Regions from separate parts of the Homo sapiens genome. Here regions 2 and 3 are each linked to region 1. A link is an interaction called in ENCODE POLR2A ChIA-PET data of the cell type or tissue named here. Cell type or tissue: PC-3. All regions are shown on one strand. Each heading gives the region's core, and the rest is flanking DNA. Links, peaks and the distances in the headings are about the cores only. Region 1 overlaps MYOF (myoferlin). Region 2 overlaps MYOF (myoferlin). Region 3 overlaps IDE (insulin degrading enzyme).

Region 1 (10,547 bases), core at 2,854-7,853:
TATACTCCAGCCTGGGCAACAGAGCGAGACTCCATCTCAAAAAAAAAAAAAGAAAGAAACAAAGAAAGAAAGAAAGAAAATAAAGGAATATGTTAAAATTAAATAACTAAGTACATGTGAAGCATGTAGCACAGTGCTTAACAGCCAGTAAACCATCACCATCAATATAATTGCCAATAATGATAATGTCTCCTTTCCAGAAGTTTTTGTTTTTTTGTTTTTTGTTTTTTGAGACAGAGTCGCTCTGTCACCCAGGCTGGAGTGCAGTGGCACGATCTCGGCTCACTGCAACCTCTGTCTCCCAGGTTCGAGCCATTCTCCTGCCTCAGCCTCCCAAGTAGCTTGGGACTACAGGTGCCCAACACCATGCCTGGCTAATTTTTGTATTTTTAGCAGAGACAGGGTTTCATCATGTTGGCCAGGCTGGTCTCGAACTCCTGACCTCAAATGATCTGCTCACCTCGGCCTCCCAAAGTGCTGGGATTACAGGTGTGAGCCACCACACCCAGCCTACACTCTTAATTCACTGAACGCTGGCCCCATTTACAGCCTAGACTATAAGCTGCATGTGGGCAGGGCCAAACTTGCTTTGTTCCCCACCCTATACACAGAGCTAAGCACACTGCCTGGCAGAGTACCCTCTCAATCAATGCTTGGATCAATGCTTGTTGAATGGATTCATGCTTGGAATGAGGAAGGAGCTGCTAAACATAGGAGGGACAGAGACAGGGAGTGTCCTAGCAATGAATTCAGTCTGTTAGGAGGGGTAAGCAAAAACATAACATTTTATTTATTGAAAGAAAGAGAGAGAAGGGCAAGGAATTTTTTTTTTCAATTTATAAGCTGCACTATTGAGATGAAAAAGATGATGAAGGTCATAAACTAACAAACGGAGGTGAAATGAAGTGGACCTCGCCCTGCCAGTCAAATATTAGATTTTTAATACTTTACATTACAAGAAGTTATGGTTCTAGTCTCCACTAATAAAATGGCTCAAACTTGACTATCAGTGGAACTGATTCACTGCTAAGCTATGTCACCTCTGAGCTTCTGAGTCACAGCATGTCATAAAGGCTTTCATTGCTCTGTTGCAAACTCACCCCAGGGGGGATGGGTTTTTTTTTCTTTTTCTTTTTTTTTAAGTTCTTTTGTTCTTGGTACACTTTCTTCCTTTTTCAGACTGGATCCTAATGACTCCAACCACTAAACAACTCAATCTGTTCAGAGAGAGAGGAACTGTTTATGTGAGTTGGTTGTGTAGTCAGAGGTTGTGAGTTGTTTCTTCATCCATGCTGAGCTCAGTGAAGACGCATGGACCATCTGGAATCCAGTTAAATCCTGACCTGTCTCTGCCTCAGCTCCCTCATAGGGAAAATGAAGATGTCAATAATACCTACTTCCTAAAAACGAAATGAAGGCGGGGCGTGGTGCCTCACGCCTGTAATCCCAGCACTTTGGGAGGCCAAGGTGGGCGGATCACCTGAGGTCAGGAGATCGAGACCAGCCTGGCTAACATGGCAAAACCCCTTCTCTACTAAAAATACAAAAATTAGCCGGGCATTGTGGCATGCTCCTGTAATCCTAGCTACTCAGGAGGCTGAGGCAGGAGAATTGCTTGAACCTGGGAGGTGGAGGTTGCAGTGAGCCAAGATTGCACCATTGCACTCCAGCCTGGGTGACAAGAGTGAAACACTGTCTCAAAAAAAAAAAAAAGGCTCGGCACGGTGGCCAACTGGAAGACCTGGTATTGCAGAGGACCAAGGCTATTTCCCACACGTCTTTGGCTCTACTATGGTTCCCAGCACAACTCTGGCCACATGGACCTCAGAGCTGGGCTCCACTGGCCAAGAGGCCACCAGGCTCTTTCAGGCTGCTGCTGGGCTCCTGCGAGGTGGGCTTTCCATCACAGGAGAGCTGCCTTCCTGCTGATCACTGAGGACGAGGCCTGCACTGCAGCAATTCTCACTCTGAGCTAATGCAGCAAGTGTGAGCTGAAAATCCAAGTCAGAGAGTTGCTAAGAACCTACTATGCCCACACCCATTAAGATGGCTATTATGAAATAAAGAAGAAAAAAAGAAGTGTTGTCAAGGCTGTGGAGAAATTGGAACACTTGTGCAGTGCTGGTGGGAATGCAAAATGGTGCAGGATCTATGGAGAACAGTAGGCCATTTCCTCAGGAAATTAGAAATAAAATCCCAGCACTTTGGGAGGCCGAGGTGGGCAGATCACTTGAGGTCAGGAGTTCAAGATCAGCCTGGCCAACATAGTGAAACCCCTCCTCTACTAAAAATACAAAAATTAGCCAGGCATGGTGGCATGTGCCTGTAATCCCAGCTACTTGGGAGGCTGAGGCAGGAGAATCGCTTGAACCCAGGAGGAGGAGGTTGCAGTGAGCCAAGATGGCGCCATTGCACTCCAGCTTGGGTGACAGAGCAACACTCCATCTCAAAACAAAAACAAAAACAAAAACAAAAACAAAACTGTACACTTAAAATAGTTAAGATGGTAAATCTTACGTTATATGTGTTTTACCACAATTAAAAACAAAGAACCTACTTTGGCAATGCCTTCAAGCTGTTTGTGCAGCCACAGCTGACCAGCATCCTGTTTATTCTGAACAGCTAAGCCTGGGCCACCCCTTGGAAATGTCCCCCAGGACTCTGTATGTCCCTGCAGCAATGGGGGAAGAAGTGGGGCATAAAAGCCAGAAGACATGAGCACCTGTCATGCAACATTCTGTGTCAGCACTACGACAAGTTCTCTATATATTTTATCACAATTGCTCCCAACAACCTCCCTGTGAGGTATAGATTATTCTCCACACTCTGTAGATGAGGAAATGAAGGCTCGGAAATATAGTTGCCCAAAGACACCCAGCTCCTAGGGATAAAACCAGGAGTGAAAATTAATTTTTCGAATCCAAAGGTCATCCCTTTCCAAGTATTGTGTTGGTTACAGAAAGAAGGGGGTTCTTTTAAGTGAGAGGTTATGTCAACCAACAGAGTAAAGATGGAAAAGAACAGATCTAATCCCTGGAAGGAGACAGGCTGCAGAGTTCATACTCTAGGCCCCCAGAAGGCTGCCCTGTGAGTAGACACATCTGGTCTACCCACTTTGTCTTGGCCTTCCATGCCCCTTGGCCACAGTTAATTGGAGCAGGGCTGAACATCTGACCAAAACCAAGGCAATTGGTGTTTTTCTCTGAGCTATCTCATGCACGAGACGCTGCCACTGCAGTTGGATGTAGAGTCAAGACCCAGTCACCTTGCAGCAACCCAAAGCCCATGCAAGAGGCCTCACTAAGGACAGCCAATTTGCAGAGAGCCAACAATTATAGACAATATGCAGAAAAGTAATGGCTGCCATGTGCAGGGAGAAGCAGAGGCAGGAGGCTGCACAGTCCCTGGGAAATGAGGAGAGGGGAGCTGACATGATTCTGGCTCTTGTGAGGTCTGTGATCTGGACTCCAGATTTCTTTCTAGCTTTAGAAAAATCAAGGTTTCCTTGAGCACGCTGAAGTGGGTATCTGCTCCTTGTAATGAAGCAATTCTGAACCATGACTCCCTATCCTTTCAGATAGTACAACAGGCTAGGGAGAGAAGGACCTTATGCAAATGAACCATGGCTCAGCTTGGTTGAGGAAATGCTCCCCCATTTGATCTTTGGGAAGACAGCAAAATTTGTCTTCAAAGATCACTTTGTATTTCTGTTTTTGTTCGATCTCTTGGTGGCCTCCCTGCCGCCTCAGGTGGCTACTGCCCTCGTGCTGGCCTCTTGCTGAGCTACCCCAACCAGCCCTGCACTCGCCCACAGGGTGCACACTCCAGCTGGAAGCAAGGCAGTCTGATGTTCCATTTCACAGTACAGTGTGAGGAAGGATGGCCAAATTTGCCTGTCCAGTGTGGCTCCCTTATCACTTTAATTTAATCAGGTTGTTTCCTCAGTGTCTTTCCTTATTAGTGCCTTCCTTCTGATTCCAGTCCTGGGATGAGCTCCATCTGTGCTGAGAAGCATTTGACTCAACTAGTAAGCCTTCTTACTAGTCTCCCTGACTAGTACTAATCTGCTGTTCACATTGCGGCCTAGCGGCTCCCCAATGGTTGATGAGTAAAGTTCAATCCCTATTCATACCACGTTACTCCTCCCCATGGCTCTCTGGTCCTCCTGTACTGTTCCAAAGCCTGGAATGTCTTTTTTCCATTATTTCTGTCAAATTTCCACTCATCCTTTAAAACCAAGCCAAATGACACTTTCTCCACAAGCTTTTTCACTCTTTCATCTACTCAGATTGTAACTTTTCATGTCTATTCTGGTTTGCATCTCATTCTTGTGTGCTAACTAGTCGGTCACCTAGGCCTGAAAATCCAAGCCATCTTATGCATATTTTTCTAGACTTAGTTCCAGAAATACTCTCTGGTGCACTGTAGTGCTCCATGAAACTGTTATCAAATAGGTAAGGAGATTTATAGACTGCCATGTGCAATGTCACATGTACATTAATTTAATCCTCAAACAGCCCTGCAAGGCAGGAGATATTATTAAGAACACTGAAGCTGATTTTTTTTTTTTTTTGAGATGAAGTTTCACTCTTGTTGCCCAGGCTGGAGTGTAATGGCGCCATCTCAGCTCACTGCAACCTTCACCTCCCGAGTTCAAGCAATTCTCCTGCCTCAGCCTCCTGAGTAGCTGGGACTACAGGTGCCCACCACCATGCCTGGCTAAGTTTTTTGTATTTTTAGTAGAGACAGGGATTCACCATGCTGGCCAGGCTGGTCTTGAACTCCTGACCTCAGGTGATCTGTCCACCTCAGCCTCCCAAAGTACTGGGATTACAGGCGTGAGCCATCATGACCGGGCTTGAAGCTGCAGATTGTATTTGCTCATGAGCAACTAGGGATGGCCACTGGAATTCTCATTTAGGCATCCCTGGCCCCAGAGCTCAGGGCCTTTGTACCCTCATGCCCAGTAAGAAGTTAATTGATAAGGCTTAAGGTATCAAATGTCCCATAACTTTTTCTGATTGAGAACTGTGCTCAGACCTGCTCAAAGCACACCCCAGTGCAACAGAACAGCTGTTCAATAGAAATTACACAGTGAGTCAGCTGACCACTGCCATATCATGGCATTCTATATACTACGTTTCATGTATGAAGGTTCAACATAAAACTGGCAGCTTCATATTTTCCTTGCCAGGAACAAGAATGCAAAATGTCTTATACACCAATTTGCCCCCAGAGAACAGGTGCTAGGAACTGGTTGTACTCAGGGTTCATGAATACTTGACATGGTTCTTTGCTAAGCCTCATTCACAAACACCTGAGAGGATATTAAACGTAAAGGGCAATTGGATGACTTCCCAGGGTCTCTTTCAGGACTAAGCATCAAGGACTTTGTCACATTAAGGTGTCTGAAATTTCCTGCCAGTTCTTTGCTACATGCTCAATATTTAAAATGTATATTCAACATCAGTGATGTGCTGGGTGTTGCAGAGGATATAACAATCCCACACCTTCTTGGCAGGGCCAAATCCTACAGTAAAGGAGAAACACACCCGTGATTAGAAAGGAAAACCCATACCAGACAAATACCAGCACCCCTAAGCTGAGGGCACGCAGGTGAGATGTGTTGTGAAGGAGGAAAGAAAAACAAGGCACGTTAATTAATTTTTTAAGGGCCATTGTAGCTTTATAGATGACTGAGACCCTGCAGAATGTGCCTTTGGGGAGTGTACCTTTGAGAATTCCCATGCTTCCATAGGGTGGGGCCACTTTCCTTAGGCAGTGAGTCTCTAAGCCTTGTTCTCCAGAAAGGGATGGGAATGACTCAGGAGATTAAACACTTTTGCCTTCCTGATTGTTTTGTCAATACAATACAGTGGTTTTATGGGAATACCCGAGTAGTGTGATTATCAGTTTGAGCTGATAGGGATCTTCTTGATGAGTCCTATGGTGCTCACTGGGTGAACCAAGGCTCTCTGTGGGGAACGCACCAAGTGCCTGGACAAACCACAGTGAATACTATCCATGAGCTCTTTCTCACATCACTTCCCCATTCTTTTTTTTTTTTTTTTTTTTTTTTTTAGATGGAGTCTGGCTTTGTTGCCAGGCTGGAGTGCAGTGGCGCGATCTCAGCTCACTGCAACCTCCGCCTCCCAGGTCCAAGCGATTCTCCTGCCTCAGCCTCCCAAGTAGCTGGGATTACAGGGGCCCACCACCACGCCCAGCTAATATTTCTATTTTTAGTAGAGATGGGGTTTCACCATGTTGGCCAGGAAGTTACTTCCCCATTCTTAAGTGGAATCGCATAGCTTTGGAGCTTATTTTAAAAATGCTTTAAAAGATATATTCTTGGTGTTAATGTCCCCCACTGAAAAAAAAAATCAACTTTATAATTTCAAATAGCAAAGCAGGTTTTTACTAAAAATACACATGTGTCTATTGGATACATCACAGCCTTTGGGATGTCTAGAGATTAACTCCCTTTCAGATAAGCCATTACAGCCCCATTTTTCAAAAGAAAAAAGGACTCTCTGAGAGGTTAACTGGTTTGCTCAAGACTACAAAGTTTGATATGCTAATTAGAGGGGGGATATTCTAGAAATATCTAGGCTCACATTCCAAAAACAGGTCCAAGTAAAATGACAGGAATCTGGAAAAAATAAGTAATAACATGACAATTATCTGGTGGCCATCTGGACAGTAGCAGTAGCCATTCCACAAGGAAAAGATTTACACAAGACCAGAAGGGAGAGAAAATTCTGGCTGATGGAATGGGGGATATTGTAAGGAGAGAATGAGAAAAATGCTATAGTAGCAACAACTACGTACCCAAGGAGATGGATGTTTTATGTGAATGTAATGTTGCCACATTGTAAAGGCACAATAATATAAAAGTATGCAAGAAAACCTCCGCTCAATCACCTTTTCAAGAGATTGGACACAGAAGCAAGGGATAGGTCAAAGGGAAAATGGAAGCCTAAGGCAAGATCCAGCAAAAGCACCTTTAAAAGAAAAGAAAAGGCCAGATGCAGTGGCTCATGCCTGTAATCTCAGCACTTTGGGAGGCCGAGGCGGGTGGATCACCTGAGGTCAGGAGTTCAAGACCAGCCTGGCCAACATGGTGAAACCCCGTCTCTACTAAAAAACACAAAATTAGCCGGGTGTGGTGGCGCATGCCTGTAATCCCAGCTACTCGGGAGACTGAGGCAGGAGAATCACTTAAACCCGGGAGGTGGAAGTTGCAGTGAACCGAGATTATGCCACTGCACTCCAGCCTGGGCAACAAGAGCGAAACTCTGTGTAAAAAAAGAAAAAAGAAAAACACACACAAACACACACAAAGATAGAAGCTGTGCTTTTGAAATGTGCATATTCATGGCCGGGCGCAGTGGCTCACGCCTGTAATCCCAGCACTTTGGGAGGCCAAGGCAGGCGGATCATGAGGCCAGGAGTTCAAGACCAGCCTGACCAACATGGTGAAACCCTGTCTCTACTAAAAATACAAAAATTAGCCGGGCGTGATGGCGGGCGCCTGTAATCCCAGCTACTTAGGAGGCTGAGGCAGGAGAATCGCTTGAACCCAGGAGGTGGAGGTTGCAGTGAGCCGAGATCATACCATTGCACTCCAGCCTGGGTGACAGAGCGAGACTCCATCTAAAAAATAAATAAATAAATAAAAATGAAATATGCATATTCACAAAGACACGCACCACAGGGACACCCACTGCAGTACTGTTGCTAACAGGCAGTAGTTGGGACAACTTATATGTCTAGAGCAAAAGATCAAGAAGGATTCAAATCAAATTGTTCAGAGTGGTGACCCTGAAGGACTAACAGTGGGAGAGAGAAAGAATAGAAGAGGTGTGGGGAGAATTTTCACTTTTTAGTTGCATAATCCCTTCTGGGTTGTTTATCTTATGTCTACATGCATTTTTAATTTTAGAAATTAAAAATATTATATTATTTAAAATTAAAAAGTTTTTTAACAACCTGTTCTGTTTGGAGGACTGTTTGGAAGAATCATCAAGTCTCAGAGTTGAAATTGGTCTCAGAGGTCTGTGTAGTCTAATCTCAGCTAGATTCAGCTTCACAGCCTGGCTGTCCGCATGGAACTTAGGGCAGAATGGCCACCCCTGGCTCACAGGCACTCACTCCAGCCTCAATTCGGATCTGGCTCATGGAACCTGGTGTACCCGAAGGATATGAAAAATTACATAAGCGTTGTGGCTTTCATAATCTACACCTGCGCTGCTGAACATCACCAACAACCATGCACCAGGACTACAGCAACCCCCAGATCCTCCTAGTTCCTACCAGGCCCTGAGTAATTTGACAGCCTCAGAAGGGTCACTCACGGTTGAACACAACTGGGCGCTCATACCTGTAATCCCAATACTTTGGGAGGCCAAGCCAGGAGGATTGCTTGAGCCCAAGAGTTCAAGGCCAGCTTGAGAAACAGAGTGAGGCCCTGTCTCTACAAAAAAAATTAAAAATTAGCTGGGCATGGTGGTGTGTGCCTATAGTTCAGCTACTCAGGAGGCTGAGGTGGGAGGATCGCTTGAGCCCAGGAGTTCGAGACCATGATCACACCACTGACTGCACTCTTCCCTCCTGGATGGCAGGGTGAAACAGTCTCAAAAAAAAAAAAAAAAAAGAAAGAAAGAAAGAAAGGGTTTGAACACGAAAAACTGAGGTCAACTGTAAACCAGTTGGTTGTCAGTACAGCACAATCCCAAGTACAGTGTAGCTATAGCCTAATAGGGCCTCACAGTGTCTATGCGAGCTTCACCATTAACAATCACTTCCCCTGGCCATTCTTCACCGTCTTATAGTTTGAGAAGAGCTGCTTACTGCCCTGACTTTGTTTATTTACCCAAGAGGCAAAATGTTTACATATTTCTGTTAACACAGGGACTTTCTTTGATGCCGCCTTGATCTTCTGGTATGGCTTTTTCCTTTTTTTTTTTTTGAGATGGAGTCTCGTTCTATCTCCCAGGCTGGAGTGCAGTGGTGCGATCTCTGCTCACTGGAACCTCCGCCTCCCAGGCTCAAGTGATTCTCCTGCCTCAGCCTCCTGAGTAGCTGGGACTACAGGCATGGTAGGGCTTTTTCCAGTTTACCATACCCTGCCCCACTCCACACTATGAAGTGTGTCTGCCTTTGTTCCATGTTCCCTCTGATGGACAGTATTTTGCTATAAGTATCCTCAGTTCAGTCAGAACTTAATGTTACTTAATTTTACGCAGTGCTCAAAATTGGGAACACACCTGTAAAGGGTTTGCCATCACCAGGATTTTAAACCACCGACATAGACTGAAAGCAAGAAGAGTGCTGTGTTTGTTGCTATATCCCCTCCAGCACCTAAGGCAATGCATTTCACATCTTGCTGAGAGCAGCTAACTCAATACCTGGAACTAGAAAATTAGAATCTAAAAGACGGAAGGCATCTAAAGACCAGTTCCCATCATGCCACAGCTGAGAAATTGGAGACCCAGGTGGTTAAATCAGATATTGAGTTAATGTCAGCTGGAATGCAGATGTTCCTACTCTGAGTTGAGTGCCCTTTCCTCTGTCAGGTTGCTTGTTAGCTAAATGAATGAATGACTTTACCACTCGATTTGTATGAAAAAAGGAGGCCAGAAAAGAGACTAAAGTTAAATGTGTAATTGTTTGTATAGACTATATTTGCCAACTTAACTGAAGTTTTCCACTTTCAATTGATTGTTTGCATTCATTGACTTAGATATATTTTTCATCATTTAAAATGTTTCATCAATGCATACAAACTCCAGACAAATAACAAGTCAGATTTCAATATAGTATTAACTCCAATTCCTCTATAATCTATAATACTTAAATAATTACATGATCGGACTGATCCAAATATATTTTAATGTCTTTATATGTCAATGATGAAGGATGTAAAATCTTCATATTATGTCTCTATTATGTAACTGCTTCAAGAAAACAAAAAATTAATAAAACCTAACACATGTAAATAAACTCTGACATAACGTGAGTCCATGATATTCACTAGCCAGATTTTCAAACCTCATTGTCCTTTAAGAGCCCAATTTTAAGCTGGGCGTGGTAGTTTACGCCTGTAATCCCAACACTTTGGGAAGCTGAGATGGGAAGAAAGTTTGAGCAAGGGAATTATAACCAGCCTGGGCAACATAGCAAGACCCAGTCTTATTCAAAAAAATTTTTTTAAATTTTTTTTAAATCCAATTTTTGCCCTTTAGATTTTTTTTTTAACCAACCAACAATTTGCCAGCTTTTTTTTTTTTTTTTTTTTTTTTTTGAGACGGAGTCTCACTCTGTTGCCCAGGTTGGAGTGCAGTAGCATGATCTCGGCTCACTGCAACCTCCTCCTCCTGGGTTGAAGCAATCCTCCTGCCTCAGCCTCCCGAGTAGCTGGGATTATAGGCATGTGCCACCATGCCCGGCTAATTTTTGTATTTTTAGTAGAGATGGGGTTTTGCCATGTTGGCCTGGCTGGTCTCGAACTCCTGCCCTCATGTGATCCACCCACCTCAGCCTCCCAA
Region 2 (11,123 bases), core at 3,741-8,740, 63 kb before region 1:
TTGTCCAGGCTGGTCTTGAACTCCTGATCTCCAATGATCTACCCACCTCGGCCTCCCAAAGTGCCAGTATTACAGGCGTGAGCCACCACGCCTGGCCAGGCTAGAAATTTTTTTAGTAAACCTCTTTTATATATATATATATATATATATATATATTTGTTTTTATCATCTTACTTTTGTTTCTCCTATCCCGTAAAATTTTTTTATCGATTAATGTACTGGACTTCTCTTTTGCCAAGAGGTCTAATCCCCCTCAAACTCATTAAAATGGGAAAATTCTGAGGAAGGTGGAGATGTTTGCTGGGCTCCTGGGAATGCAGCTGAGTCAACAGGAAGCCTGCATTATCAATGCATAGACAGGGTTTACGCGTTAGGCCCAAGTAATCCAGCATCTTGCCTCCTCCCCACCCATCCAGTCTTGCCCTCCAACGTGAATCTCTCTGCCTTCCCTGAAGTCCATTTCCAGTGCCCCATCTCTGTGCAGCCCCTACCTCTCATGAGAATGTGTATACTACTGTACTTGGCTGCCTGCTGTCGTCTGCGATTCCTTTGAGGGGAGAGGTTAGAGGTTAGAGGTGAGAAGAAAATAGGACCTTCTGCAGAGCTGGAAGCCAGTTTGAACGAAGAGGAAGAAATAGAAACGCGGCATAGAAGAAATCATTTCTTTTCTGAATAAAGAAGTAGGAAAAAAAAAAGGACAAACGCCAGAGCTGGGATTAGAGCCGTAGGGAATGAAGAGGTAGTGTGGTAAGACAGGCCTGGGCTGGAGAACAGAGCAGGAGACATAGGCCTGAGGAATCCCAGAAATGTGTCTCCTCAGCACAGTTGGCCAAGACTCTGAAAAGTTCCCTAAATATATCATTTCTCCCCACAGCCCAGTCATGGAGTTTTGTGGCATTTGAGATGATTGTCAAGGTATCATGTATTTTTGAGGAGTGTTATAAAAGAGGGCAGTAGAACAGGCTAAGTTCTCAGTATGGGAGGCAGGGCGCAGTGGCTCATGCCTGTAATCCCAGCACTTTGGGAGGCCAAGGTAGGTGGAACACCTGAGGCCAGGAGTTTGAGACCAGCCTGGGAAACATGGCAAAACCCCATCTTTACTAAAAATACAAATATTAGCTGAGCGTGGTGGTGTGTGCCTGTAGTCCCAGCTACTTGCGAGGCTGAGGTGAGAGAGGATTGCCTTAGCCTGGGAGGTGGAGGTTGCAATGAGCTGAGATTGCACCACCACACTCCAGCCTTGGCAACAGAGACTCTGTCTCAAAAAAAAAAAAAAAAAAAAAAAAAGGCCGGGTGTGGTGGCTCACGCCTGTAATCCCAGCACTATGGGAGGCCGAGGTGGGTGGATGACGAGGTCAAGAGATCGAGACCATCCTGGCCAACATGGTGAAACCCCGTCTCTACTAAAAATACAAAAAAAAAAAAAATTAGCTGGGCGTGGTGGCGGGCGCCTGTAGTCCCAGCTACTCGGGAGGCTGAGGCAGGAGAATGGCGTGAACCCAAGAGGCAGAGCTTGCAGTAAGCCAACATCACGCCACTGCACTCCAGCCTGGGCGACAGAGCCAGACTCTGTCTCAAAAAAAAAAAAAAAAAAAAATTTATCAGTATGGGGGGCAAAACAAACAAAGCCCCTGTGTGCTAATAACTGCTTTCCTTTAACATATATTATTTTTGCAGCCAAGTACGTTTTGACACCTCTAAAAAACTGGATTAGTCACGAGAGTTGTCCCTCAGAGACACCCTGCTAATTAGAATAAGCAAAGGTAGATTTAGGAGACATCATGTCCTCTCTCATAAGGGTCGAAGGGATCATCAAGAAGTTATCACAAAAACACCAGAAAGGCAACAGCATCTCTGAGAACCACTGACAGAGGGGACCAGGTAATTTTCCTTTTTTTAAAGGCATCTCACTATATTGCCCAGGCTGGTCTTGAAAATCTGGGCTCAAGCACTCCTCCCGTCTCAGCCTCTTGAGTGTTGGGATTACAGGTGTGTACCCCCATACCTGCTTAGCCTTGGATCTTCACATCATTTAGCTTTTAGATATCTAAAAGCTAGATATCTTTTAGATTGTCCCAAGTGAACAATTTTATTTAAATAAATGCTGGCCGGGCGCGGTGGCTCATGCCTGTAATCCCAGCACTTTGTTGGCGGGTGGATCACTTGAGTTCAGGAGTTCGAGACCAGACTGACCAACATAGTGAAACCTCTACTGAAAATATAAAATTAGCCAGGTGTGGTGGTGCATGCCTGTAATCCCAGCGACTTGGGAGGCTGAGGCAGAAGAATCACTTGAACCCCGGAGGTGGAGGTTGCAGTGAGCCGAGATCACGCCACTGCACTCCAGCCTGGGCAACAAGAGCGAAATTCCATCTCAAAAAAAAAAAAAAGCTATATTTGTTACTTACCTATTTCTCCTTTTCCAATAGCAGAAGTGGGTTTACCATGAAGCTTAAACTCCAGGGCTTTTTCCAAGACCCTGCCATGCGTTCACATGGTCACACCTAGTTTTGTTCCTGTGATCTCTACTTGGAACTCAGTGGTGTCTTCACCAGTGAAGCTGCTCCCGTGTTTCCCTCCCCAGTGGGACTCATGAGCAGAAACATGCCCTCTCAACCCCTTTACCTCATCAAAAAAAGGGTTGTTTCCTCTCTTGATTCTTGTTCGGTGTGTCTGGCCACAGACGTGAACTTTGACCACAGGCCTTATGTTGTTACCACTTAACTGTCGGCCCTCAATCACTCGGACGCGGATCTGCAGCACAGAAGGGGGATGGTTACCCAACCTTTCCCAGCACGTGGGATCCTTAGGATCCTCAGGTGTTGCTTCATTTCCTTCACCTATTAGGATTGCTAACACCAGGCCAGGGCAGCTTTGTGCTATACCAGGTGCTACCAATTGGGTGGAGCCACCTAGGGTCATTCCCAAGATGGGAACTGGGGTTGGGTTATAGAGACCAAGAGCAGCTGTAGGGATGAAATCATTCAAAGCCGGCCTGGGAAAGGGCAGGGCAGGTGGAGGTCACTGCTCAGACTCCAGTCATGCACCTGGTCTTGCTGAGCCTAGTGATGAACTAACTCCATAGCTGCCTTCCAAATCTAAGACAGGGCCCAGAGCTGCGAAAAACACAGTATTTGCGCTTCTATTCTTTGATTAGCTCTTTCCTTCTGCCAAAGGGAAGGAGAATTATAGTTTTATTTCTCTGGAGACCATCAGCTGGCTAGACTAAACCCACTTGTGCCTGCAGAAGAAAGATGGAGAGCTTTTCTTACTGGGTTTATACACTGACATCTCTCTTTACCGGTTGAGCCATTGTCCATTGGAATAGGTCCACTGAAACATCACTGCAATTGCCAGAAGATGGGCAATATAAAGATTAAACAAAGAAGCAGAACGCCAGGCCGTTGCTACCTGGAAGTCCTGTGGCTTATTTGACAGCATCCGCCGGCTGTTCTTTACTTTGGTGAGCCTCCGAGCAAGCTGAGCTTCCGACACCGTCCCAACTGGCCCCTTGGGCCCAGGGCCCCTGACTGCATTGTCCAACCTGTCTTCATCACCTTCATCTTCTTCCCCATCTCCTAAAATATCAGAAAGAAACCCAGTGAGGGATAGCCCTTATCCTGTAAATGTCCAAAGGCTCAGGTTTCCAGGACACGGTTTTGTCTGCCATTATGTTTTAAGTGTTCCTAAAGTGGCAGGTGAAGGAGATCCTCTTGGTGACACTGACTTGGGACTTCTTGTGACTTGGAAAAATTCTTTAGGAAAATGTGTTCACAGTACATCGGGGCTGTTGCTCAGGTTGCCTTCGAAGAGACCAAGAGAATGGCAGAGATCACAGGGACAATGAGAGGAGATGGCACCGTTGGACCCAGCCAGGGATTGCTGAGTTCTCATTAGTGTTAGGATGGAAAAAGGAAGAAACATCACGGAACACTGCAGTCTTGCAATGACAAGCTTCAACTCCATCCCTCCCACTGCAGATCTTCTCTCTAGAGATCTGCTCGTGATCTATTTGTACTGTTTCCTGCTTGAGCCTCCTAATTCACAACTGCTCTTTCCACCCTAATGGCAGAAGAGAAACTCTCCTCATTTTCTTGCCAAGCACCAAGGTGATCATCTTGCTCTTCCTTCCTCCTCCTGGTTTGTCACTTTAACACACACGTGTCCCCTCCTTTATCCCTCTACCTTCCCTCTGCACTCAGGAAAAGGTTTACCCTGCTCAGCAGAGTGAAAATCTCAACCCTCTGCCATGCATTAGATCCTGCTACCTCCTGAATATTTGCAGATCCTACTACCTCCTGATTATTTTCAGGCTCCCCAAATGTCTCCTCTCTCTTGTGTACCTCTGGGGGTTCCGTCTCTATTGCAGCTTTTCCTCTGCCTTCAAGTAGACACAGATCTTTCTCTCCCTACAAAACCAAAAACCAAAAATCAACTCTGCCTACTACCTCTCCTCTTTCTTTTATTCACGAGCTCTTTGAAACTCGCTGACAAACTTTAGCTTTTCTTTTCTTAATACACAAAGAGTTAGAACTTCTGGTAATCTGTACAATATAATCTAAGAGAGCCTAGAAGACAAGCCACCCTGTCTAGAACCCTGCTTTTGGATTCTGAAACTCCTTCTCTACGATGCAAGATTATGAAAGAGATTTAATTTCCAAGGACAGTCACCTGTCAGTCATTCACATCCTGGTATGAATGAGTTTCATCAGATTACTATGTAGCATAGCTCTTGAAATCTTGGGCTCTGAAGCCACGTGGCCTAGGCTCAATCCACTCCCCACCCTCCACTTTCGAGCTATGTGAGTCTGAGTAAGTTTCTTAATTTCTCTAAGCTTCAGTTTCTTCATTTGTAAAGAGGGGAAAATAATAGTATTTACCACAGGGTTACTGTAAAGGTGTAATTATCTATAGGCGAAGCCTTTAGCACAGTATCTGGCATACAGAAGCACCCAATAAATTAACTGTTTATTTTTTAGTTTTGCTGTGTAATCAGTTTTGGTTGGTGTCTTCACCTGCTTGGGCTGCTATAACAAAATACCACAACCTGGGTGGCTTTTAGAAAACAGAAATTTATTTCTCACAGTTCTGGAGGTGGGGAAGTCCAAGATCAAGGCACCGGCGGATTCAGTGTCTGGTGAGGGCCCACTTCTTGGTTTGCAGTTGGAGCCTTCTCTGCCTCCCATGATGGAAGAAGCAAAGGAGCTCCCTTGAGCCCATTTTGATCACGGCACTAATCCCATGCATGAGGGCTCTGGCCCCGTGACCTAATCACCTCCCTAAAGGCCTCACTGCCTAATATCATCACGTTCAGGGTTAGGATTTCAATGTGTGAATTGTGGAGGGACACAACCATTCAGACCACTGCAATTGGAAGGGGCTTCTTCTGGAGCACAGGACACTTCCTGGAACCAGCTATGGGGGGTGTGGGGATGGGGCACTGGAGCAGTCCATGGGCAGCACAGCAGGCAGGGGTCCCAAAGTGAGGAAGAGGCAGCCACAAGGGAAAAGGGGGCCTCCACATGCACTGCTTTGCAATTTAGCCCAGGGTGGGCCCTGCTCCTCATCATCCATTCATTCATGCTTCGCCCATCCTAGCCTGGCTTCTGTTCTTCAAAAGTCAATCACCTCTCTTTGCCAAGCTCCGTGCCCTTTTCTGTATCTCCATATTGGATCTTCCACAGCCTTGGACACCAGTGCTCATATACATATTTTTAGATCATTGCAGCTCTCCTCCCCCGATCTGCTTTTTCAGGTTCTTCTGTGGGCCCCTGTTTTTGTCTCCTACTCACTGAGTGTGACTCCCTACTCTGTCCTCTGATCCTTTGACTCAACACTCTGTAGATCCTCACTTCACACTTCCTTCAAGTAGCCATGGACCCACAGAATGTTGTCCTAGAAGGGACCTTAGAGATCCTTGATCCAACCTACCCTTCACCCCATTTTACAGACAGAAAAACTGAGGTCCAGAAAGCTAAGGCAACTTGCCTGTGGTTAAGTTATTAGAAGCTGAGCTAAAACCAGGACCAAGTTTTCACACTGCCTCTCTGGTATAAAACTGGGTTTAAAACCAGGCTGTAGGTGAAGGACATGTTATGCTCCTAGTACCTCAACATCTTTTTCAGGCTACTGGGAAAACCTCATGGAAGTCAAAGATAAGGAATCTTTGTCCTCTGCAAGATGATCTGGACCTCCTCTTGCCTATTCTTGAAGAGACTTCAAAAGAAGGGCTTACCTGCTGTCTCTCTTAGGGCACCTGGATCCAAGCTCTTGGAATCTTCTTCATCCTACTCTCTACCAGGTAAGTTCCTCTCCTTCTTAAGTTTCAGATGAAACTTACTGTCTTCCAACATGCCCTCCCCACCTCTTCCAGATGGAGTTAGTCCCGCTCTCTCCTACCCGCCACACATTGTTCTTTCTAGTCCTCACCACATAGTCTTGCACCTGCTTGTCAACCCATAGGCTTCCCCTACTCCCAGGCATTTCAGAAGCAAGGAGCTTGCCTTTGCTTCTTTGTTTCTGCCCCATGCCTTACAGAACTCATTACACAAAGTATATAGAAAGTGCTTGATAAATGTGGAATGAGTAAACAAATGGGAAGGGGAACAGGATCCCAGGCACAAATGTGCCTTCACATTTGGAAAAACTACTGAACAACTCTCAGGAAAGAACACCCAGATGGCTGAAGGGGTGCTCCTCCCAACCTTGGCACCAGCCTCGGGGAAGCACTGGGGGCCAGGCGCTTCCCCTCGGTAAACCTGTCCTGGACCGAGCAATGGCTGGGGCTGACAGCTGTTGGGTTCCTCCAAGCAGCGAAGACGAACTTCCTTCCATCATCCTGGGCCTAAGTGGTACTTCCTCCTTGCCATAATTATAGCATTTTAGGCTGGTGATTTGTACTTCCTCCTTGCCATAATTACAGCATTTTAGGCTGGTGATTGTTTATGGCAGTAAGCAGGAGAAAAAGTCGGGGTCAATCATACCCCTTTGCAATGCTGGACTCTGGACAAGTACTTATTACATTCTCAGTGGATGCTCTAGAATCAGCCTGCAGATAACAAAGAACGTCTTCTGCTATTCAGACTTTAGGCTAAAGGGATGGGTCAGAGGAAACCAGCCTAAGCCATGGTGACAGCCAGCCTCTGTGCCTTGCAGCAGAAGAATATTCAAGCAGGAAACCTCCCCTTTATGTGGCAGGAAGCTGCAGAGGATTAAACAATGGTACGGGCTCCACAAAGAATGCTATGGGTTCCACAAAGAATGAGGGGGCCCCTATGGCACTGTTAAACACACCCTGATGTGCAAGCTGTGTCATGAGTGAAATGCTAGCAGTTGTGCTGGCAGGCCCTGTTCGTGAGACCCAGGCCTGAATGTGATCCACAGCCAAGTGGATCTACAAAGAGCAACTCTTTCACAACCACAGAGGGCCACACCAAGTCAGGAATCACCCACTGAACAGGAAGCTGCTGGTTGTATTAGCTTCTGAAGGCTGTCGCAGGAAGTCCCACAAACTGGGTGACTTAAAACAATAGAAATGTATTCTCTGGCTAGGCGCAGGGGCTCACACCTCTAATCCCAGTACTTTGGGAGGCCGAAGCAGGAGGATCGCTTGAGCCCAAGAGTTTGAGACCAGCCTGGGCAACATAGGGAGACCCCCCATCTCTACAAAAAAAATTTAAAAACTAGCCGGGTGTGGTGGTGCACACCTGTAGTCTGAGCTATTCGGGAGGCTAAGATGGGAGGACCATCTGAGCCCAGGAGGTCGAGGCTGCAGTGAGCCATGATCATGCCCTTGCACTCTGTCCTGGGTGACAGAGCAAGGAAAGAAAAAGAAAGGTAAGAAAAAGAAAAGAAAAGAAAGAAATGTATTCCCCGACAGTTCCAAACCTTACAAGTATAAAATCAAGATGTTGGCAGAGACGTTCTCTCTCTGAAGCCTCGAGGGAAAAATCCTTCCTGTCTCTTCCTAGCCAGTGGCTCCCGGCAATCCTGAGCATGCCCTGCCTGTGGCTGCATAACTCCAGTCTCTGCCTCTGTGTGGTCACACAGCCTTTCTCCTTCTGTGTCCTCCCGTCTTCTCATAAGAACAAGTGGGCCAGGTTTGGCGGCTCACACCTGTAAACCCAGCACTTTGGGAGGCTGAGGCGGGTGGATCACCTGAGGCCAGGAGTTCAAGACCAGCCTGGTCAACATGGCAAAGCCCCGTTTCTACTAAAAATATTAAAAAATTAGCCAGGTGTGGTGGCGTGCACCTGTGGTCCCAGCTACTTGGGAGGCTGAGGCAGGAGAATCGCTTGAACCTGGAAGGCAGAGGTTGCAGTGAGCTGAGATCATGCCCCTGCACTCCAGCCTGGGCATCAGAGAGAGCCTCTGTCTCAAAAAACAAAACAAACAAACAAGAAACTACAGTCACTGAATTTAGTGTGACTTTATCTTAACTAATTACATCTGCAAAGACCCTGTTTCCAAATAAGGTCATATTCTGAGGTTCCATATAGACATGCATTTTAGAGGGCCACTATTCAGTCCACTAGAGAGGCCATCTTTTTTGTTGTTTTTTGTGGTTTTGTGTTTTTGTTTGTTTGTTTGTTTGTTTTTTTGAGGTGGAGTCTCACTGTGTCATCCAGGCTGGAGTGTAGTGGTACAATTTCAGCTCACTGCAGCCTCTGCTTCCCAGGTTCAAGTGATTCTCCTACCTCAGCCTCCTGAGTAGCTGGGATTACAGGCACCTGCCACCACGCCCTGCTAATTTTTGTATTTTTAGTAGAGACGGGGTTTCGCCATGTTGGCCAGGCTGGCCTCGAACTCCTGACCTCAAGTGATCCACCCTCCTCGGCCTCCCAAAGTGCTGGGATTATAAGCGTGAGCCACCGCGCCTGGCTGAGAGGCCATCTTTTGTATCTTTCCAATTTGCTTCCTCTCTTACTCCAGCCCACAAGCAGCCCCAATCTAATGAGCACACTGCCTTCCCTGCACCCCACTTCCTCCATGTCTTTGCTTTACCCCTACCCCAGGTTAGATCCTGCCACCTAACACTGCAACCACCCCACTGCATGCCCCTCGATCCCTTTCCCCCTCTCACTTCACTGTGCTTACCTGGTTTATTCAACCCTCCACTGACTTCACCTCTGCACCCAGCCAGCTGAACTTGGCTGGGAAGCACACACATCTCACTGGACTGATCTCACTTTAATTTCCTGATCACAAACTGTAAGTGTCCTCACAGGGCTGCCTGGCCATCTTACCACATTTCCAAGATATCTATCCCAAAACTTTCCTGAATCCTGGTCTGAGATGGCCACTAATTAACCAGCACAGTCAAATCACTTTACCTTTCTGAACGGCCACCTGTTTTGCATCTTGAAAGCTTCCAACACCCTTTCTATCTTTCTCATTGTCCACTAATGACCTGGCTTCTTATTTCATTGAGAAAATTGGCAATTAGAAGATAATTTCCACATCTTTCCAACTCCAAATCAATCATCTACCTGTATCTGTTGCCTTCTCTCCTGCTACAATTAGTCACTGAACTATCTGTGCTCCCTGACTTGAAGCCAACTCTTCCGCATTTGCACAGATCCTATCTCCTGTTGCTACTTAAGGAGTTTTGCCTCTTTATACGTTCATCGGTTTCCCCCTTTCTACTGGATCATTCCCATCAAAATATAAACACGCTGAAATATCACCCAGAATATTAAAAAACAAAACTTTCATTGACTCCACGGTGCCCCCTACAGTTACTGCTCCATTTTTCCTGCCCCTCTTGGGAGCAAACTCCTCAGAAGAATCATTTTTACTCACATTCTTCACTCTGTCTCTGATTCTCATGCTTCTTCCAGCCAGCCCTCTGCCCTCCTAGTCCACCAAAACTGCTCTTGTCTAGGCCACTAAAGACTTTCATGTTGCAAAATCCAACGGTCCAGCCTCAGGTCTCTTCTTACTCAAACTTTCTGCAGCATTTGTTCATTTAATCCTTGAAACACTTTCTGCTCTTTGATTCAGCCTATTTGAACCAAAGCGCAGCTGCTCATCCTGGCATTCGCAAACAGAAGTAATCACCAAAGAAACTTCTCTCGGCCGGGCGTCGTGGCTCATGCCTGTAATCCCCACTTTGGGAGGCCAAGGCGGGTGGATCACCTGAGGTCAGGAGTTCAAGACCAGCCTGGCCAACAGGGCAAAACCCCTTCTCTAAAAATAAAATTTAAAAAAAAAATTAGCCAGGTGTGGTGGCAGGCGCCTGTAATCCCAGCTACTCGGGAGGCTGAGGCAGGAGAATCACTTGAGCCCAGAGGCAGAGGTTGCAGTGAGCCGAGATCGCGCCACTGCACTCCAGCCTCGGCAACAGAGCGAGACTCCATCTGAAGAAAAAAGAAAAAGAAAAAGAAACTTCTCTCATCCCATCTTCTTATAATATATGAACCCTGGCTTTGATCAGGCTTTTTTTTTTTTTTTTTGAGACAGAGTCTCACTTTGTCACCCAGGCTGGAGTGCAGTGGCATGACCTTGGCTCACTGCATCCTTCACCTCCTGGGTTCAAGGGATTCTCCAGCCTCAATCTCCCAAGTAGCTGGGACTATAGGCGCACACCACCACGCCTGGCTAATTTTTGTATTTTTAATAGAGACAGAGTTTTGCCATGTTGGCCAGGCTGGTCTTGAACTCCTGACCTCAAGTGATCCACCCACCTCAGTCTCTCAAAGTGCTGGGATTATAGGCGTGAGCCACTGCACCCGGCCATGACCAGGCCATTTTAATAGAATCATAGAACTTCGGAGCTGGAAGAGACCCTACATATTATTAAATCCAACCTCCTGATGTTGTAAGAAAGGAACTTGAGGCTCAGAGAGGTTAAGTGACATGCCTACTGTCACACAGCTTGATAGTGGAGCCAATGCTCAAATCCAGATCTGTTGATTCACAGTGGTTCAAGATTCCTCACTGTCCATCTCCGGCTATGACAAGCTCTTCACAACTCCCTTGTAGGAATGCCATCCTGCCTCTCCAATAATTATAATGTCACTTGGTCAAATCCTACAAAGCTTCTCACTGCATCCAACACTGACCTGTCTCCTTTCTGAATATCAGTAACTGCATGTGATCCACTCTTCTTTACTTGTGATGTT
Region 3 (5,000 bases), core at 1-5,000, 910 kb before region 1:
AATCACTTCAGACTCAATATCATCAACTACCATGTATATTCTTTCTAAAAAATCTCCCTGTTTTAACGTCCCCATCTCTACTAAAGATATCGTGCTACCTCTAGGAAGAAGACAATATAATGGCCAACCCCTGAGGTTCTTGAGTGAGCCCAGTTGAATTCATATCTCGCTAAGCCACTTACTAGCTGTGTATCCTTGAGCAAGTTAACCTCTTTGAGCTTCAATATCCTTATCTGAAAGAAAAAAAAAAAAGACTACCACCACCACTCTCCCACATAATTACCGTGGCCATTAAACAAGACAACATATGTAGCCAGGTGCAGTGGCTCACGCCTATAATCCCAGTACTTTGGGAGGCCAAGGTAGGTGGACTGCTTGAACCGAGGAGTTTAAGACCAGTCTGGGCAACATGACGAAATCCTGTCTCTACAAAAAAAAAAAAAAACTCCAAAAAATTAGCCAGGTATGGTGGTATGTGCCAAGTTCCAGCTACTAGCCCCAGCTACCCAGGAAACAGGGGAGTACTGAGATGGCAGGAGAATCACCTGAGCCCAGAGAGGTCAAGGCTGCAGTGAGCCCTGATCACGCCACTGCACTCCACCTAGGAGTGACAGAGTCAGACTCTATCTCTCTCTCTCTCTCTCTCTCTCTCACACACACACACACACACACACACAACATAGGCAAAGCTCCTAATAAAATGCATAAACTGGAGGTTATGATGATAAGTGAAATACGCCAGGCACAGAATGACAGACATCACATGTTCTTACTTATTTGTGGGATCTAAAAATCAAAACAATTGAATTCATGGAGATAGAGAGTAGAAGGATGGTTACTAGAGGCTGGGAAGGGTAGTGGGTGGTTGAGGGCAGGTGGGGATGGTTAATGGGTACCAAAGAAAAAAAAAAAGACCTAGGATTTGATAGCACAACAGGGTGACTATAATCAATAATAATTGCACATTTCAAAATAACTAAAAGAGTTTAATTGGATTGTTTGTAACAAAGAATAAATGCTTGAGGGGATGACTACCCCCCACCCAAAAAAGCATAACATACAATAAGCATTCAATAAATATTAGCTACTAAATCTTTTATGGTTAACATCGTCAGCAGCAGCAAGAGCGTTACAGCTGAATCCACTTAGACCCCAGCACAGGTCAGACTTGTTCTAGGCTCTGGATCCATTTCCTATCCTTAAGCAAAACAAATAAGAAACCCCAGTAGTAGGTCAGTATTCATCAATGTGGTTCTGATCTTTCAATTGAACTAGTCCCTGAGCTACCAATCTACAAACTAGATTTCATTCCCTTGGGTATTTAAGGACCGCTCAGTCCTGTCCACTACCCTACGGGACCTGAGGGTAACAGCCAGCCCAAAAGTGCCTACAAGACTGTGCCCACTGCTGTACCCAAGCAGTGGTTCGTTCTCTTGGTATGCCTTTGGAAAACCTGCCACCTGCCAGGCAGGACAAACATCTCACCTAGCTGAACTTCTTCCCAGAGCTGGGTCTCCCCGACAAGAGTTTTCCCTACCCTGGTGGCCCCTCCTATTCTAGACTCAAAGTCACTCACGCTCAAGACCTCAGGCTTCTCTGACTCCCACATCGTCCCTACATCAATCAATAACTAAACTCTGCTGAATCCTTCTTGCACATGTCTTCTGCAGACACTCTTCTTTCCTTGTCATTTGTACTACCTTCTTTATCCCTCATCAGTCTCTGCCTGCGTTTCAAACAGTGCTTACAAAAAACAGCCAGATTAATTAGCCAAAAATACAGCTTTCATATGTCACTGAATTGCTCAAAAAGCATCTGAGGTTCTCTATATCCAATAAGACAAAATTTCACTTTCCTTTGCTGATATTGTGAATTTCCCTACTTTTGAACCTTTGCTAATACCATTCCTTCTATCTAAAATATTTTCTCTTCTGGTTGTGGTGGCTTATGCCTGTAATCACAGCACTTTGGGAGGCAGAGGCAGGAAGATTGCTTGAAGCCAGGAGTTAGAGATCAGTATGGACAACATAGCAAGATCCTGCCTCTACAAAATTTTAAAAATTAGCCAGGCATGGTGGCACAAGTCTGTAGTCCTAGCTACAGGAGGCTGAGGTGAGAGGATCACTTGAGCCCAGGAGTTCATGGCTGCAGTGAGTTTTGATCGTGCCACTGCACTCCAGCCTGGGTGACAGTGAGATCCTGTCTCCAAAAAATAAAATATTTTCTCAACTCTCCTTCTTTGTTCATCCAATTCAATATTTCCTTCAAAGACTCTTGTTCAAATCCTATGTTCTCTGCAAAGCTCTCGCCATTCTTACTAGCAGCAGGGTGTTCTCAGCAGAGGGAAAACAATGCAAATGATCTGAGGTAAGAGCAAGTCAAGCAAGTAGACCAGTGTGACTCACATTGTTGAGTAGGAAGTTTATTACTCAAACCTGAAATTTGAGGGAGAGGTTCTGGCTAGAGAAATACATTTGGGAGTTGTCAGAATATAGATTAGGCCTATCTTACAGAATTTTTGCAATGATCAATATGATACCAGGGCATACTTGCATGACTGCCATTCAGCAGTGAACTCATACATCTTTATGAATGATGTTAAATGAAAGTTAAATGAAAAAAAGTAACTCAGAAAAGTTTGCAATAAAGGTCAAAAGCTATAAAACTAAAATAAACAATAAAACTAAACAATATACTGCTTAAGAAGTATTCAAATGTGATAAAACTATAAAGAAAACTAAGGAAATTGTTATCCAAATATAGAATAATACAGCCGGGCACGGTGGCCCACGCCTGTAATCCCAGCACTTTGGGAGGCTGAGGTGGGTGGATCACCTGAGGTCAGGGGTTTAAGACCAGCCTGGGCAACATGGTGAAACCCCATGTCTACTAAAAATACAAAAATTAGCCGGGCGTGGTGGCACGCGCCTGTAGTCCCAGCTACTTGGGAGGCTGAGGCAGGAGAATCGCCTGAAGCTGGGAGATGGAGGTTGCAGTGAGCCGAGATTGCGCCACTGTACTCTAGCCTGGGCAACAAGGGCAGACTCTTTCTCAAAAAAAAAAATAATAATAATAATAATAACAATACCTTTACAGGGGAGGAGCAGAGTTATAATTGGACAGGTGAGCACAGACAGGTTCAAAGTTGCTGGAAATGTTTGTTTCCTAAAGTAGATGGTACACAGGTGTTTTTTTCTTCTTTGTCCTATATACTCTGGCATGTACAATATTAAATAAGAGAGTAAAAAAATAAGAGGCAATATATAAACATCAAATAGATGTTTCACAATGTTTTTAAAAATTATTAAGTTGAGAAAAAGGAAGAGTAATTGTGTGACCTGTATAACAAGGCCTAAAAAGAATAAAGGATTTAGTCATATAAAGAAAAGACAGAAAGGGCATCTCGGAATTGGGAATGAATAGGTCATGTAAAAGGAGACAGCAAATTGGTAAGTCTGACTGGAGAAGAGTTAGGCTGAAAAGTTGGGCTAAGCCAGCCAACAGAATGCTTACATGCTGGGTCAAGAAGTTTGAACTTGATCTTGAAATAGCACAGAACCACTGGTGATATTTAGGCGAGACAACAGCTTGGGAAAAGTGGTTTATTAATCTGATGTGATGATAAGAATCAACTAGTAGGGAGACAGAAGGCTGGAAAAGTCAGTTCTAAAACCTGTTCAGGTGAGATAATCTCACTGATGTAAGATGTTACGAAGATGATCATGGCCTGAACTAGGATGGTGATGAGGGTCAAGATCACTCCAAGAAACTTTAGGAATCTTTAGGATGAAAGACTCAGGAGGATTGGGTCTTGGGAATAGGCAATGAGGGAAAAAGATTCAAAGATTTTCAAGCTAAACTGAAAACTCTCATTTTCAAGCTAAACTGAAAAAATGATAACAACATAGCAAAACTAAGGACTCTACAGAAAAAAATTGTTTTGAAAAAAGACCATTAATCAATTAAGTTATGCAGTAAATATGTACTGAGTACCTACTATGTGTCAGGCAGAGTGTGATGCCTTCCCTTCAGAAAGCAGATTGTGAGTCCTACTTTAAAAAGTTATTCCGAGCGCAGTGGCTCACGCCTGTAATCCGAGCACTTTGGGAGGCCAAGGTGGGCAGATCACCTGAAGTCAGGAGTTCAAGACCAGCCTGGCCATCATGGTGAAATCCCAGCTCTACTAAAAATACAAAAATTAGTTGTGTGTGGTGGCACACACCTGTAATCCCAGCTACTCTGGAGGCTGAGGCAGAAGAATCACTTGAACCCGGGAGGTGGAAGTTGCAGTGAGCCAAGATCGTGTCACTCTCCAGCCTGGGCAACAGAACAAGACTCAGTCTCAAAAAAAAAAAAAGTTACACTTTTAATAGGCAAAAAGAAACTAAACAGTTCTTTGAGAAGAATAAAATAATTTTGTGAGTCCCACTTTTTAAAAAAGTAATCAGTATGGTGATAAAATACTAAGTTGTTTTTCAAAATTAATTGAAAGAAACAACAAAACATAAAAGTGGAGGTGTCTAGTAAAAGGTCAGAGGTAAAGCAGTTTACTGTTTATTACTGAAAGCTCCTTGAGGACAAGATTTATGGTTATCTTTGCATTTACATAGTACTGGACACAGTGTGTGATCACTACAGAGTAGACATTCAAATAATGTCTAAACTAACAGAACAGTGAAAACAGACTGAAGACAAGCCAAATGAGAAGGCTCCAGAACCTAACATATCTATAGAGGATCTACCCCTGTGGAGGGAAAGTGCTCTAGCCTTGTCATCCTGGCTAAAAGGTAGCCTGATCCTCTGGCTACATGTTTAGGAGATATAAAATACCAACAGAAAAACAGAAAGGAAACCAGTGTTTATGAAACATATACTGGGCCTGGCACAGTGGCTCATGCCTGTAACCCCAGCACTTTGGGAGGCAGGGGGATTGCTTCAGCCCAGGAGTTTGAGACCACCCTGGGCAACATGACAAAACCCCATCTCTACCAAAAATACAA

The links. Peaks named below come from ENCODE experiments on the same cell type or tissue, not always from the same donor. Only the 100,000 strongest peaks of a DNase experiment are listed, where the experiment ranks them.
Region 2: POLR2A ChIA-PET joins it to region 1 with 12 read pairs; 21 of 35 experiments call an interaction of 5 or more read pairs at or near these places.
Region 3: POLR2A ChIA-PET joins it to region 1 with 20 read pairs; 2 of 35 experiments call an interaction of 5 or more read pairs at or near these places.

Annotation. Positions count from the first base shown.
Region 1 is chr10:93,470,191-93,480,737 of GRCh38, forward strand. The region is part of intron 1 of MYOF (myoferlin); the gene reads right to left. Among named protein-coding and RNA genes, the nearest start is that of MYOF, 6.9 kb to the right of the region's middle. In PC-3, for the core only: no CTCF peak of the experiment used is centred there; a DNase peak (open chromatin) is centred at 5,941; H3K4me3 peaks cover 1,662 bases; H3K27ac peaks cover 4,385 bases.
Region 2 is chr10:93,406,162-93,417,284 of GRCh38, forward strand. It overlaps MYOF (myoferlin), which reads right to left. Exons shown (of 54, transcript NM_013451.4): 6 at 3,412-3,578; 7 at 2,626-2,754. Among named protein-coding and RNA genes, the nearest start is that of MYOF, 71 kb to the right of the region's middle. RefSeq lists an enhancer at 545-1,044. In PC-3, for the core only: no CTCF peak of the experiment used is centred there; no DNase peak of the experiment used is centred there.
Region 3 is chr10:92,565,763-92,570,762 of GRCh38, forward strand. All of the region lies in intron 1 of IDE (insulin degrading enzyme), which reads right to left. Among named protein-coding and RNA genes, the nearest start is that of IDE, 5.8 kb to the right of the region's middle. In PC-3, for the core only: no CTCF peak of the experiment used is centred there; a DNase peak (open chromatin) is centred at 2,399; H3K27ac peaks cover 1,180 bases.